Regions from separate parts of the Homo sapiens genome. Here region 1 is linked to region 2. Evidence: chromatin loops called from intact Hi-C (ENCODE). Cell type or tissue: dorsolateral prefrontal cortex. All regions are shown on one strand. Links, peaks and the distances in the headings refer to the core of each region. The heading gives the core; the rest is flanking DNA. Region 1 has its middle 110 kb from the start of LINC01364. Region 2 overlaps LOC105378833 (a long non-coding RNA gene).

What was found. A loop is a pair of places that touch in the nucleus more often than their neighbours do. Peaks named below come from ENCODE experiments on the same cell type or tissue, not always from the same donor. Only the 100,000 strongest peaks of a DNase experiment are listed, where the experiment ranks them.
Region 1: it touches region 2 in a loop (2.0-fold over the local background); 1 of 110 quality-filtered maps calls a loop at or near these places.

What each region holds. Positions count from the first base shown.
Region 1 is chr1:87,477,266-87,480,187 of GRCh38, reverse strand. No RefSeq gene overlaps it. Among named protein-coding and RNA genes, the nearest start is that of LINC01364, 110 kb to the right of the region's middle. In dorsolateral prefrontal cortex, for the core only: a CTCF peak has its summit at 1,734; a DNase peak (open chromatin) is centred at 1,747.
Region 2 is chr1:87,409,236-87,412,157 of GRCh38, reverse strand. All of the region lies in intron 3 of LOC105378833 (a long non-coding RNA gene), which reads right to left. Among named protein-coding and RNA genes, the nearest start is that of LINC01364, 39 kb to the right of the region's middle. In dorsolateral prefrontal cortex, for the core only: no CTCF peak of the experiment used is centred there; a DNase peak (open chromatin) is centred at 1,157; H3K27ac peaks cover 1,883 bases.

The DNA.
Region 1 (2,922 bases), core at 205-2,704, 68 kb before region 2:
TCTATTCTAAAGCAACAAGAGCTGTCATGTTTTACAGTGAAACCCTGTAGGCATTTCCATTAAAATTTAAACAAAACAAGGATGTTCATTATAATTGTTATTTAACATTATTCTGGGAGTTCCGGTCAATAAAATAAAAATGAAACATATATAAAAATTGCAAGCAATGAAAATCATTATTTTCAATGGTATATTTATGCACAGACAGCTCAGGAGGATCAAAGGAAAAACTTTAAAATTAATGAAGTCAATAAAGAAACTACAAACTAAACAAAAATACTATTAAAAAATTGTCCACATTGTCCATATGCCAACAATAACCAGTTGTTTTAAACAATGTGAAATCATAATAACTATTTATATAAGAATCTATTCCCAATAGCCTCCAAAAATATAAAATAATAGAAATAACCTGAACAAGAAAGAATGCCACATTCATGAGGACAAATTCAGTACCTGAGACATGCAAAAGAAAATATTTAAGAATAAATAAATTACATGTTCCTAGATGGAAAAAAGGAATTCTGTAAAGATATTAAATATTTCCAAACTGAGTTGCAGATGAAACTAGATTCTAACTATATTCCCATTAAGATTTTAGGGCAAAGACTTGATAAAATAATTTTTAAATGTATGTGGAAGAATATCACATGATGACAACAAGTTTCTAAAAATAAAGAGTAACAAGGTGGGACTCATCCTTCTAAATATTAAAATATGCCATAAAGCTACAGTAAAAAGTTCAACAAACAAATAAAAACAGAGTGAGATTACAGAAAAATTAGCAGGTAGTGCAATGGAGAAAAACAGAAACCAGAAACAGGTTTGGAAACCAGTGGAGAAAGGATGGTGTTGAGTCAACTGTTTGTTTGTTTGTTTTTCTTCAAAACAAAACAAAAAACTTAGAACGGTTCTCTTATACCAAATAATTTCTGGATGGTAAAAGTTATACTTTTAAAATAAAACCATAGAATCTAAAGTAAAATATAGGTGAAAGTCTATTTATCGGGTTGGCAAAGACTTCCTAAACACAAAATCAAGATGGAATAAGTCATGAAGGAAAATAAGAATAGATTTAACTGCATAAAAATAAAAATCTGTATATCCCAAGTCATTATAAATGATATTAAAAGACATTCAATAACTACAATAAAATATTATTTAAAAAATAACGGACATATTCAACTATAGAAGACAGCATCAGGTAGAGTTTACAAGTCAAGCTACAATTAATGTGCAAAAAAGTTAATGTGTTATTTATGATGTAGAATAGATGAAGGATGATACAGTGAAGTGGCTAGGAGCAAGGGAGCAAATCCCAGCTCCCTCACTTGCGAGAGGCTTTCATCATGCCTCAATTCCATCATCTGTAAAATGATAACAATAATACCATGACCTCACAGGGTTGTTGGGGGAATTATATGAGAAAATGCAGCTTGATCCAGAATAAATACTAAATAAATGTTAGCTATAGTAACATTAGTTGAGGTATAGGGCTATAACTATTAATCATTACATTTTTTTCTCTTGACTCACTATCTCCCCTCATCTAAGTTAGGAGCAAGTTGAGAGACAAATACAGGAATCCAGCTGATGAACATCTATCTATAATCCTAAAGGTTGACTAAACTGCATTAGAGAAGCAGCTCAACCTGTGGCTACAAGCCTACCACTTTTCCTTCAGAATTAAACACTTCCATCCCCAACTGCAGGCCTGCCCTCTGCAGGAGCAAGAACATGCCAGAATAAGTGAGTCTTGACAGAGAAGCTGGCCACATGGTGGGGCCCAACTAGCCATTCCAAGGAGACGAAACACAAGCCTCAGGGTGTCGCAGGATTGCTGTGGAGAGTGACTGAACTGACACCTCTTTCCATCTCAGCAGCCAGAGGAGTCACTCTGCCTTTGGAAGGAAGGAGGGAGGGGATTCAGAGAGGTGACAAATGACGGTTCCATTTATATGTCTCCTTCCTGGTCATTGAAGAAGGGCCCCTCCCTCACAAGGAAAACACGAGGTGAGAGGGCTAAATATTCCCTCTCATTGTCTGGAAAAAGTTTAATACGAAGCATTTGCAAAGGAATATTTTGCAGCCATTCAAAATTATGTTTTTTTGAAAGAATGTTTATTTTTTGCCTCAGGCTCCCAAGTAGCTGGTATTACAGCTGCGTGCCACCATGCGCAACTAAGTTTTGTATTTCGAATAGATACGAGGTTTCGCCATGTTGGCCAGGTTGGTCTCGAACACCTGACCTCAAGTGATCCTCCTGCCTTGGCCTCCCAAAGTGCTGGGATTACAGGCATGAGCCATTGCGCCCAATGACAAAATGTCTCTTAACATTAGAAAATTGTCACAATATAATATGGAGGGATTGAAGGGACCATTGTACCATCTCTACCATATTGGCAGAGAAAAATATTGAAAGAAGTACACTAAAATGTTACAACTTGATTACCTTTTGGCAGTAGTCTTATGGATGATTATAATTTTGTATAGTTTTCTGTATTTTTGAAATCTTTCACAGTTTTTTTACTTCAATATTTAGAAATAAAGAAATATGACTAGTTAGTAGCTTCTTAAGACAATTTCAATCCCTCAAACTAACAAGGCCCTAATTTAAAAGGACTTAAAGTGCATGATTTACCCTTGGCAACAGGATTTTAGACATGTGTCTGGAAGAAGAGGTTTTTTTCCCTTCGTTTCTATATCCATATCAGTGTATTTTTACAAGCATGCATTACTTTTGAAAATAAAATATAAGCTATTAAAATTTGCATTTTAAAAAGTATTTAAAATATAAACTTTTGCATCAAGAAATGAGAGAAACAAAGCAAAGTCAAATATATATATATATACATAAAAACTTCAAAGTTAATGGCTGAGTTTAGGTATACCACAATCCACCTAGAAGATAGGTATTTATAT
Region 2 (2,922 bases), core at 187-2,686:
TTTCCCCTCACACCAGCTGATGGTGGGTAGAATTTACTGTGAAAATCTCTAGGACCAACCAAGAGGCCAAACAGATAATGGCTGGTATTTTTCAGCTGTTTTCCACCCCCCTCCCTCATTCTTTCTCAAACCAAAGTGCCACTTCTGCTGAGGATAAAATTATCCTCATTTATACTGTTCTGTAAGTAGTAAAGAAACTACTAGAAAAGTTCTACTAAAAAGTAGAACTAGAAAGAAAAAAAACTCTGCTCATTGAGTATCTGTGACCTGCCAGGTGCTTTTTTCCATGAGATCTGTCCTTGAAAAGGGGCTAAATGGGGCCGGGCGCGATGGCTCACACCTGTAATCCCAGCACTTTGGGAGGCCAAGGGCCATCCTGGCTAACACGGTGAAACCCTGTCTCTACTAAAATAAAAAAAAATTAGCCGGGCATGGTAGCGGGTGTCTGTAGTCCCAGCTACTCAAGAGGGTGAGGCAGGAGAATGGCGTGAACTCGGGAGGCGGAGCTTGCAGTGAGTCGAGATAGCTCCACTGCACTCCAGCCTGGGCGACAGAGCAAGACTCCGTCTCAAAAAAAAAAAAAAAAAAAAAATTTTGAAAGAGCCTAAACCAAACAGCAGACAATATAAAGGGAGAGAAATTAAGATTGCTTCCTAACATTGACCAGGCCTTGCTCAGGCTGGCCTGCCTGCTTGGGCGTCTGGGTTAGGAAGTGTTTTCTCAGCCCATCCTGCTCTCAGTCCTGAAACTGAACTACGTTTAAGTCTTTCCATTAGTCTTTGATTGTATTTCTTGGTACACACAAAAATAAGAAATATGCCCTTGCTCTTATTTTGTGGTAAACACAAGTTCCATGTGGTTTATGTCACTGACAACCTTTTATCTAAAGATCCTTGTTAATATTTGAGTCTATGGATGGATTTGACAAGACCTTTAACAGTTTAGAGAAAAGTTAGTTCTTCATACCAAGATACTGGTGTCACCAATTCTTTTTCTTTCTACAACCCTTCCCCCAACCCCCAAAGGAAGTGAGGCAGGGTGGGGACTTTGAGGCCAGCCCCAGGCCCACTTGTTGTGTGTGGCAAGGTTTGGAAAATGAAAACCAGAGGCATCTCAAAGAGCATTCTGTTTGGGCTCTGGGGCAAGCCTGGGCACTCTGCCAGAGCAGCTGGGAACTCTGGTGAGGCACTTTGATGCAAATGCCCAGCTGGGCCCAGTTCATTCTTTATTTACCCCACAGGGCTATCCATAGGGTATTTGTTCTCTGTACCACTAGAACACATGGAGACCATCATCCTCCTGCAATATACACTGAACACTGACAACATGCCAGATGACGGAACCAGGATGGCAGGACACAATCCAGGTAAAGCAAGGTCCTTGTAGTGAGAGAGCCCTAAGGCTGAATCCTGGCTCCCAGACTAATAGCTGTGGGCAAGCTACTTAACCTGTAAGCCTCAGTAAACTCATCTATACAACACAGGTAATGCTCACTTTATTGATGGGAAGCTTAATGAAATAAGGAATATGAAGATATTGACACAGTGCTTGGCTCCTAGTAAGTAGCTCAATAAAAGAAAGTTATGATAGTCAAATAATACTTTCCACCTGCTAGCACTGGCAAAGATAATGCTCTGGAAAGGCTCTTCATTGTGTTCTTTTCTCTTTAACATTTGTCCATCTAAGCACAGTGGCTTGGTTGGCAGTACCCTAATGTGGGGTTAACAGCATCATTAATTCTGAAAATTTTAAGGTTATCTTATACCCAAGCAGAAGGACAACAAAGGCCCTTTTTAGTTGATCATTTGCCATTTGTCCTTAACTGACCATGTCCCTACTGATGAAGTTCACATATTCAGATAACACAGATGTTTTTGAAAGTCTATTCTCTTGAGAATAATAAAACAGGTATTGTAAGAAATGTTAACATCATTCTTGTCCTAAGAAGATCTTCCTGAATTATCCAATTATGTGCCTGGATTCTCTGTGGAGGTTTGACAGGCGCAGTCCCAGTCCCAAACTTGGTGTGGAATCAACTTCTCCCTGACCTTCTGTACTGAGTAGGGGTATATAGCGGTAACCTCCAAGAAAACTGCTCAGAAATGCCCCAGTGTGAGGCTGAGCATGAGTGCAGAGTGCTCACAATTGCTGCATTTGATGAGTTAAGTTTATACCCCTGACTGTCTCAGGACACTCTCCATCTTCCAAATGTACCTCAGTAATAATGCTAATGATTGCAAGTAGCACCTTTCTTGTATCTCATTTATTTTTACCCCAAATTGTGAAAGCTTGAAAGAATTTACTGACTGCTTGGATTTTCTGACTAATTGGGGTAACTCTGTGTTATAGCCATTAGGAGATTTAAATATAGCTCTTCTTGAGCAATACTCTTTATTGGATCCCCTGTTATCCTTTAAATATCTTGGTGTGCAAGTGGATAAAATTAGAAAGAATTTGTTTGCTTTAAATTACCAACCTCTGCTTGATAAAACTATTAGCGATTTAGCTAATTGGACGGCTCTTCCATTATCATTAATTGGCAGAGTTAATACTATTAAAATGGTTGTTTTATCTAAACGTTTGTATTTATTTCAATGCTTTCCCATCAAGCCACCTAAGAATGCTCTAAAGCTTTGAATTCTGCAATTAGTTTTGTTTTATGGGCTACAAATAAGTTAAGATTAATCTTAAAACAACAACCACTCTAGCAGGCCAAAGGATTATTTCTTCTTTATGAAAAGTTGGATACATATTGGACTTTTTTGATCAGGCTTTGTCCATTGTTTTTAGATATCCTCAATAAGAAGTGTCACAGTCCAAAAGAAATTGAAAAGTGATTCTTGTTAATATTCTTTATCTTGTAAAAACGTTACAAGGGAACTTTATTTCCCACTTATATATGTATTCAATCACCCATTCATT